3 separate regions of the Homo sapiens genome follow, and all the other regions are linked to region 2. The links are chromatin contacts, found by Hi-C or POLR2A ChIA-PET in ENCODE. All regions are on one chromosome and are shown on one strand. The core of a region is the stretch at or near the end of the contact, and the rest is flanking DNA. Distances in the headings are between cores, read along the strand shown.

Evidence for each region. A loop is a pair of places that touch in the nucleus more often than their neighbours do. ChIA-PET counts read pairs that join two places held with the same protein, here RNA polymerase II (POLR2A). Pooled maps may share reads with other maps.
Region 1: a loop to region 2 is called in a pooled map, with 2.4 times the contacts of the local background. The contact joins the enhancer-like site here to the promoter of ACBD4 in region 2. A Hi-C loop is called at or near these places in 1 of 168 maps with a recorded cell type or tissue (chondrocyte) and 2 of 50 pooled maps. POLR2A ChIA-PET finds 5 or more read pairs at or near these places in 9 of 52 experiments (AG04449, AG04450, Caco-2 and 6 more).
Region 3: a loop to region 2 is called in a pooled map, with 2.6 times the contacts of the local background. The contact joins the enhancer-like site here to the promoter of ACBD4 in region 2. A Hi-C loop is called at or near these places in 3 of 168 maps with a recorded cell type or tissue (B cell, GM12878 and chondrocyte), 2 of 37 single-sample maps with no recorded cell type and 4 of 50 pooled maps. POLR2A ChIA-PET finds 5 or more read pairs at or near these places in 17 of 52 experiments (A549, AG04450, BJ and 14 more).

What each region holds. Positions count from the first base shown.
Region 1 is chr17:45,333,100-45,335,799 of GRCh38, reverse strand. No RefSeq gene overlaps it. Among named protein-coding and RNA genes, the nearest start is that of MAP3K14, 17 kb to the right of the region's middle. Within about 2 kb of position 1,399, at least 3 of the 41 ENCODE cell types and tissues checked have a DNase peak (open chromatin) inside an H3K27ac peak, as active enhancers do.
Region 2 is chr17:45,134,237-45,136,936 of GRCh38, reverse strand. ACBD4 (acyl-CoA binding domain containing 4) reads right to left here and starts at 1,250. Exons shown (of 10, transcript NM_001135705.3): 1 at 984-1,250; 2 at 705-829; 3 at 317-437; 4 at 161-245. The coding sequence starts at 792.
Region 3 is chr17:45,294,630-45,297,329 of GRCh38, reverse strand. All of the region lies in intron 1 of MAP3K14 (mitogen-activated protein kinase kinase kinase 14), which reads left to right. Among named protein-coding and RNA genes, the nearest start is that of MAP3K14, 21 kb to the left of the region's middle. RefSeq lists an enhancer at 1,584-1,643. Within about 2 kb of position 1,254, at least 14 of the 41 ENCODE cell types and tissues checked have a DNase peak (open chromatin) inside an H3K27ac peak, as active enhancers do; they include B cell and PC-3, where a contact is called at or near this core.

The sequences.
Region 1 (2,700 bases), core at 150-2,649, 200 kb before region 2:
GGTGGTTTGCACCAAGACGGAGGTGTTGAAGACAGAGAAAGGGAATGGTTGGGCTCTGTTTTGGAAGTAATAGGGAAAGGACTGCCTGATAGTTTGGATCCATGGGGTGAGAATAATAATGACACCCACCTCACCACAAATTAAAGAATAGAATGCATGGAAAATGAGTGATAGAATGATACGAAGTAGGTGATGTAGCATGTGACAGCCATGACTGGTTCTATAAAGCAAAGAAGCCAGGCATGGTGGTGCACACCTATAATCCCAGCACTTTGGGAAGCTGAGGCAGGAAGATCACTTGAGCCCAGGAGTTTGAGACCAGCCTGGGCAACATAGTGAGACCCCGCCTCTACAAAAAAATCAAAAAACTAGCTGGGCATGGTGATACACACCTGTAGTCCCAGCTACTCGGGAGGCTGAGGTGGGAGGATCCCTTGAACTCAGGAGTTTGAGGCTGCAGCGAGCCATGATGGCACCACTGCACTCCAGCCTGGGCAACAGAGCGAGAACCTGTCTAAAAAAAAAAAAAAAAAGGAAAGGAAACAGGTGAGAGAAAGGAGAGATAGCCATGAAGAGAATGCAGGTTGAGCAAGCCCCGGGCTTGTTCCTATTGCTGGGAGCTTTCTGCCACACCACATTTGTGCAGGATCCCAGCTGAAACTCCCAGCCAGGTGCTCTTGCTGTGGGTACTTGGGCCAGCCCTGCAAACGCCTATTATCTGGACATAATTATCAACAGTGCTTCTGTGGCAGATGCTGGGAAGTGCCACCCAAATCCTTGGCTATTGGCAATGGGAAGATGCCTTCAGCTGTCAGCCTTCTTTGAAGACTGTCTCAACTGAGAACAGCCTCGCCCAAGGTCATACCTCCTTCCAGAGGTAGCCAGTATCCAGTGACTTATCAACATAATGGTATGAAGGCCAGGCCTCCTCACTCCAACTGGAGATGAAGCTGAAGGGCCATCTCAGCCGAAGGTGCCCTGTGGGATTGGCTGAGGCCTTCGTTGAGACTCCATCACATCCCAACATCTCCCTCTGCTCAATCTTGCTTTGGTCCCTTCCTTTTCACAGGTGTTGATCCTCACGGCCTCCTAATCAACTTTCTGCACACTAATCTCCATTTCAGAATCTGCTTCCTGGGGAACTCAACCGGCAACCATCACTTTTACTCCCAAAAGGTGTCCCAGTTAGGATAACAAGTTATACCATCACCCTAGCTCTATGAGACCTACCAAGTCACAGTGTTTGTTACTACTCACTGTAATTACTTATTTAATGACACTAGACTAGGAGCTGGAGGAGGCAGGAAATGTGTAGGTTTCATTCCCAATCATGCAGAACCCAGGGCCTGTCACAGCAGGTGCTCAATAAACATTTGTTGAATGGATGAATAAACCACCTTATCTAAGCATTTAGAGACCAGGGCAGCTCCAGGGAGAGGAGGAGGAGGAGGAAGCTATAAGCAGTGAAAACAAAGCAAGCAGCTGCCAGACAGGTGCGTCCACACCTCCATCCCAATCAACTGCCCTTGCTTGTAGCTCCCCCTTGGTGGGCCTGGCATATGGGGAGGGCTCAGTCAGGCTCCTTCACTCATTCATGTAATATCTATTGAGCCCTTTCCATGTGCCAAGCCCAGTGCAGGAGGCTGGTGTCCAGAGGTGAATCCAACCCAGGCCTCCATCCTCCAGAACCTCACAGTTTAGAAGGGGAGGCACGTGTGCGAACAACAATTATGACATAGTATGAGAAGTCAACAGTATGCCAAGGCTACCCTTGATTTTTATTTTAGCAAGATTTCACCTGCACTGACAGTGGGTGGAGGGAGGAAATGGGATCCCTGGATTTGTCTGCAACCTCAGGAGTGGTTCCAACCCCAAGTCGGTAAGAATCCCACCCCTGCTGGTGTTCCCTGGCTCCCGCCTCCTGCTCCTGATTCCTTCTTCTCCTCCCTTCTACTGAAATTCATCAGTCCTGCAGCCCAGGCCAGGCTCACAGTGCTTTCCAAGGTGGCAACCACCTAATCATATTAATAAAAATGGCTGTGGGGCCAGTTGTTCCCTCCTATGTAAAGTTCATGTTTTAGAGATGGCTTTCCAGAGATCATGGCCTTGGTTTTGTTGCCTACTCCAGACCAAGTGGGCAGACAGCTTGATGCTGGGTGGGAAGAGAACCTGACTTGTAGACTTGCCCAACCTCTGCTCAGCAGGCAGGCAGCAAGTCACCCAAGTGGGTGAGATTCCCAGGAATCTCAGCTCAGTTCCTGGAGGAAATCTGGAGCCAGTTTGGGGAGCTGGCAGTGCCCAGGAGAGCTGGCAGGCCCAGCCACCTCTCTACCCACCCTCCTCACCTCCCATTCTCATCTCCTGTTAGTCAGAAGGGGCCTTGGCTGCCACAGGAAGCTCACCCACAAAGCAGAATTCCAGGAACTCCAGGCTGAGCAGACTCCTGGCTGCTTTCTCAGTTCCTTTTTGCTTCTTAAAGGTCTCTGGTGCCAGAGCTCAGCCCCCTGACCTTCCAGGCAGAACCCTGGCTGGTTGTCTCTGCACTGCTCCCTCCCTCCCCCACAATTACACTTCTCCCTTCTTGGGGCTTCTGAGACTCCTAGAAGGTCACCGCTGGAAAGGACCGTATAGATAGCAAAAGAGGAAGCTGCGAGGCCCTAAGGAGAGCCTCTATCTAACCGCTCCCACCTGCCAGAGTCC
Region 2 (2,700 bases), core at 1-2,500:
TGTGCCCAGTCAGGGGCCAAAGATAGGCAGGGTTGGGGGTAACATGAAGGTGGTGATTCCCATGAGGGGGTCCATGTGTAGGAAACGTAGTGGGGGTCAGAACTGGAAGGGTGAGGCCACCTGGCCAGGAGCCTGGGGACAGAGAACCTGCAGCCCTTACCTTCTGTGCCACCAGTTTCATTTCAGTGATGTAGGCAGACATGGCCTCCTCCCTGCTCATCTTGCCCAGACTGTTCCAGGCGTCCCTGGGGGCAGAGGGCTGTGAGAGGGCTGCTTGACAGCTGAGGCTTGTCTGCCCAGCCAGCAGGGAGCTCACCACTTATATCGTCCAATGGGGTCCCAGAACCCGGGCCGGGGGACCAGGCAGGGCCCCATGGTGGCCTGCTTGTAGTAACTGTAGAATCGCAGCATCTCTTCATAGGAGGGGCGGTAAGAACCTGGGCAGAGAGTTGGGAAGCCAGGGCAAAGCATCACTCCCAGCTCCAAGGGGCGGAGGGGCGGGAGAACCCTGCTTGGAAAGGGCAGAGGTGGTGATGGGTCCCACCCAGGGCATCTGGACTAGGATAGGAAGCGGAGGGAACCCCCAGGACAGCCCAGGCAGGGGCTTGTCTGCAAAAACTGCAGTGATCAGGACCATTCTTTCTTCAGAGTCAGACCCCAGGCGTCCTGAATGCGAGTCCAAATGCGAGTCCCCGCAGCCTCACCGTTCTTGGGCAGGTTCTGGATGACGCTCACTGCAGCCTGGAACTGTTTCTGGCAGTCGGGCTCTGGGCTTTCTTTCTCGGTGCCCATGCTGCTGCGAGCCCTGGGGCCCTACTTTTGAGCGACTCTGCAAGAAGCAGCCTTCGTGTGAGGGGGCCTCCAGGGTCCCCCCGGCACCATAAGCCAAGGATTCACTTCCCAGAGGGGCAAACTAAGCTCTTTAGAGGCCTCAGACACCCTGGGAGGTCAGAAGTTGTGGTTGAGGAGCCTCCTTTTCCTACCTCAAGGCAGTGTGGTGGGGTCAGGGTCGCCAGGTGGCGAGGCAGGTGGCGAGGGCCTCAGTGCCAGATGTGTCCGTCCCCAGATGCGCCTCCTTTAGGTGCACATCTCCAACTCCCGAACAGGTGGAGAAACAAGATAGGAGTACTCAGGGCGGGGCGAACAGTCTCCCACCCTGGCCGCCTGCACCTTGGCCCAGCGTGTGCCCCGCGGCGCCCACTGCCAGGACACCTGGGTCCTCTCTCGCCACCACCCCGCGGCTTCCTACTGACCCCGGGGTCCAGCAGGGCCGGGATGGCGACGCAGATCGAGGGGGGGAATTTAGGCCAATGAGAGAGCCTGTTTCACATTCGGCTTACCTACCTCAACCATTCAGCACAGCTCTTTCAAGATCATGCAAATAGTTTCTCAGAGCCTTTCCCAATCAGGCGGGGCTTAATCGAAGGGTCGGACTTCCCAGCCCGGGATGGCCAAGGCGGGCGGCAGCGCCCCCTGGTGCACATAGTGAAAGGTCGTGGCGTCCTAGCGCCCCCTGGTGGAAATCCGCATCTGTTCGCTGATATCCAGGCCTGGCCGATCCGAGGCAACCCACTCAGCTCTCTAGACACTTAGGCACTGGGGATTAAAAAAAGTCATGTCCTGTGGTCAGGTGTTCTAGAGGAAGGACATCACAGCTCAGTTTTGGAAGATGGTCGGGCACGGTGGCTCATGCCTGTAATCCCAGAACTTTGGGAGGCCAAGGCGGGCGGATCACCTGAGGTCAGGAGTTCGAGACCAGCCGGGCCAACATAGTGAAACCCCATCTCTACTAAAAATACACAAATTAGCCGGGCGTGGTGGCGCGCGCCTGTAATCCCAGCTACACGGGAGGCTGAGGCAGGAGAATCGCTTGAACCCGGGAGGTGGAGATTGCAGTGAGCCAAGATTGCCCCACTGCACTCCAGCCTGGGCGAGAGTGAGACTCCATCTCAAAAAAAAAAAAAGAGTAAGCAAAATGGACATCGCAGAATGATGGTTACCAGAGGCTGGGAAGGGTACTGGGGAGGGGGGGAAATGGGTACAAAAATACAGTTAGAATGAATGAGATCCAGTGTTCGGTAGCACAATACAACGATTATAGTTACCAATAATTTATTGTATCTTTTTATTTTGTTTATTTTATTTTATTTATTTATTTTTTTGAGACGGAGTCTCACTCTCTCCCGGGCTGGAGTGCAGTGGCGTGATCTCGGCTCACTGCAATCTCCGCCTCCCGGGTTCACGCCATTCTCCTGCCTCAGCCTCCCGAGCAACTGGGATTACAGGCGCTCGCCACCACGCCCAGCTAATTTTTTGTATTTTTTAGTAGAGACGGGGTTTCACCATATTAGCCAGGATGGTCTCGATCTCCTGACCTCGTGATCCGCCGACCTCGGCCTCCCAAAGTGTTGGGATTACAGGCGTGAGCCACCGCGCCCGGCCTATTGTATCTTTTTAAATTAATTATTTTAAAAACAATTTTTGTAGAGGCAGAAGTCTCATTATGTTGCCCAGGCTGGTCTTCATTCAATACCTGGCCTCAAGTGATCATCCCACCTCTGCCTCCCAAAGTGCTGGGATTACAGGCGTGAGCCACCGCATCCGGCCAATTTATTGTATATTTCAAAATAACTGGGCGGGAAGTGGTGGCTCAGGCCTGTAGTCCCAACACTTTGGGAGGCCAAGGCAAGAGAATTGCTT
Region 3 (2,700 bases), core at 5-2,504, 160 kb before region 2:
GAATTATTACCAACAGTAGATGGGCAGATGCTAGGGGTAGTAATATCCACATGGGTAGTAATACTGCTCAGTTCCTGGATGTTCTAGATGCCTCTGCCAACCAGATTTTATTCTAGGAAGGAACTAGAGATCCTTGGGTCCTAAGAGAATGGGCCAAGAGTGTCCTGGCTTGAGCCCTAACTCCATGTTGGATGCTCTAACTGTATAAATTGAGCCTCATTTATTCCTGTAGGTAATGTACCTCTCTAAGCCTTAATTTCTTCATCTGTAAAATTGGAGATAATATTGCCAACCTTGCAGGGTTGGTGTGGAATGCATTAACAAGGCAGATAGAGTTCCTGGCACAGTGCCCCATACACAGAAGACATTTATGGACGGTAGTGGCTATTACATTCCCTGGCACTTGGGAGACACTCATTGAATGTTTATAGGGTGGATGCAGAAGCCTACCATAAAAGGCTTCATTGAGTAGATAGGCCTTAAAGGATAGGTGAGATCTGGGCAGACATTGATAAGGGAGGAAGGCAAGCAGCCACTCCCTATGGGAGGAACAGGGTGGGCAGAAGAAGAGAATCAGAGGCTTGCCCAGTGCTGCCCTGCTCGGGCAAGTGAAGGAATCAGTCTGGAACAAACTGGGGGAAGGGCTGTAGGAAGGGCAGAAAGGGTAGAAAGGGGAGTCAGGATGAGCATGTATGGGGACTTCTGAGTCTGCCTCGCCAGATGGCTGTTTTGCCAGGCCAGCTTGCTCTGCCTGATACTTGCCCTTGGTTCCCTCTTTTTTTTTCCCCTCCTTTTCTTTCTTTCTTTATTTTTCCTTTTGAGATGGGGTCTTGCTCTGTTGCCCAGACTGGAGTGCGGTGGTGCAGTCATGGCTCACTGCAGGCTCAAGCAACCCTCCTGCTTCAGGCTCCCAAGTAGCTAGGACTACAGGCGTGTGCCACCATGCCTGGCTAATTTTTTAATTTTTTGTAGAGATGAAGTCTCACTATGTTGTCCAGGCTGGTGTCAAACTGCTGGTCTCAAGTGATCCTCCTGCCTTGGCCTCCCAAAGTGCTGAGATTACAGGCGTGAGCCACCGCACCCAGCCCAGCCCCGCACTTTGAGTAGGCAGAGGTTTGCCTATTGTGGCCTGGTGGCCAGGCAAGCTGAAGACTTAAAAGAGGAAGTTGGGAGAAGATTGGTTTTCAACCAATATCTTATTAAGGAAGTTGAGTCATTCTACTTCTGCTATTTATCCCCTCTGGGCATTCAGAGAAGGACAAGTTTTTACTTCCAGATGAAATAGTCATGAGAGGGATTTGCCTTGGCCCCTTGTAGACATTTTCAAGCTGGCCCTGTAAGACAGAGTTTTATTTCCCTTTCGTGTATGGAGAATCAAGGCTCCAAGCATTGCATGAACTAGGTAAGGCTCAAGATACCTTGGCTATATGGTGCTGAAACAGAGAAGTCCCATCTTCTCAGTGATGGCTTTTAGTAGCCTGGTGACAGACAAGGGAATGAACATTCATTTAGCCTCTTCTGTTGGCCAGGCAACCTGATTGGCATTTCATGTACTCGTCTTCATTCGGTCTTCAAAACAGCTCTGAAGGAGCTAAGAGAAGAAACTCAGAGAAGTTAAAAGAAGTGGCTAGCTCAAGGTTTAGATGTCGGCTTAGGAGGCAGCAGTCTAGGTTCAACCCCACCTCTGCAACCTGCAACTGCGTAACTTTTGGTGTGCTACTACACTTCCCTAAGCCATATCTTCATGTCTGAAAATGAGATGACAGTAGGTACTTTGTAAGTATCGACAGTTAGTATTCTGAGTTGGAGTTGTCCAGCCCTCAAAGAATCCTGACAGATGGGCTACATTCTCAGAACTAGAAGGAACCTCAAAAGATTTCCTAGGCCGCTGGTTTCCAAACTCTTTTCTTGGAGAACTAGGGATTTTGTAGAGGTCCTCGGTGGATGAAGGGACACTGAGCATGTGGAGCTCCTTCAGCCAGGGCAGCGGGTTCAAATGTGAGTTACATGCCAGTTGCATGCATCTGGTTCTTTTAGTTATTGGGAGATGAGGTATGATTTCATTTGACAAAAATGGTCCCACTGCTCTTCTTAAAAAAAAAAAAATTGTTAAGGCTAGAACCCATAGCTTCTGGTTCCCAGTCTGGAATTTTTACTATGTTGTACTTGCTAAAACAGGGAACTGAATGAAATATGATATATTCTAAAAAGGTTATCATCTGTGAAGATTAACATTTAAAACATTGTTTTTGTATCTTCCAGTGAATCAAAAATTTGTTTACTGTAAACCCCATTCCTGCCCCAGAATCCTAGGAACAGAAATTTTACTGTCAGAGAAAACACCGCTCTCATCACCTCAGAACAGCACTGTCCAATAGAACTTTCTGCAATGCTGGACATGTTCTCTGTCTGCACTGTTGAGTATGGTAGCTAGTGTAACAAGGAAATGATTTTAAAATTTTACCTCATTTTAATTAAATGTAAATAGCCACATGTTGCTAGTGGCTACCATTTTGGACAGTGTCGCCTTGAGTACAGAGCAGGGGTCAGGTGGCAGTCTCTGGCCCTTTGGCATCAGAATCATCCAGAGAACTTGTCAAAAGTACAGATTCTGGGCCTAATGCCCAGTGACTGGTTCAGCAGGCCTAGGAGGAATGCATTTAAAGAACTTATCTGGTTATTCTAATCTGTGGTCAGATT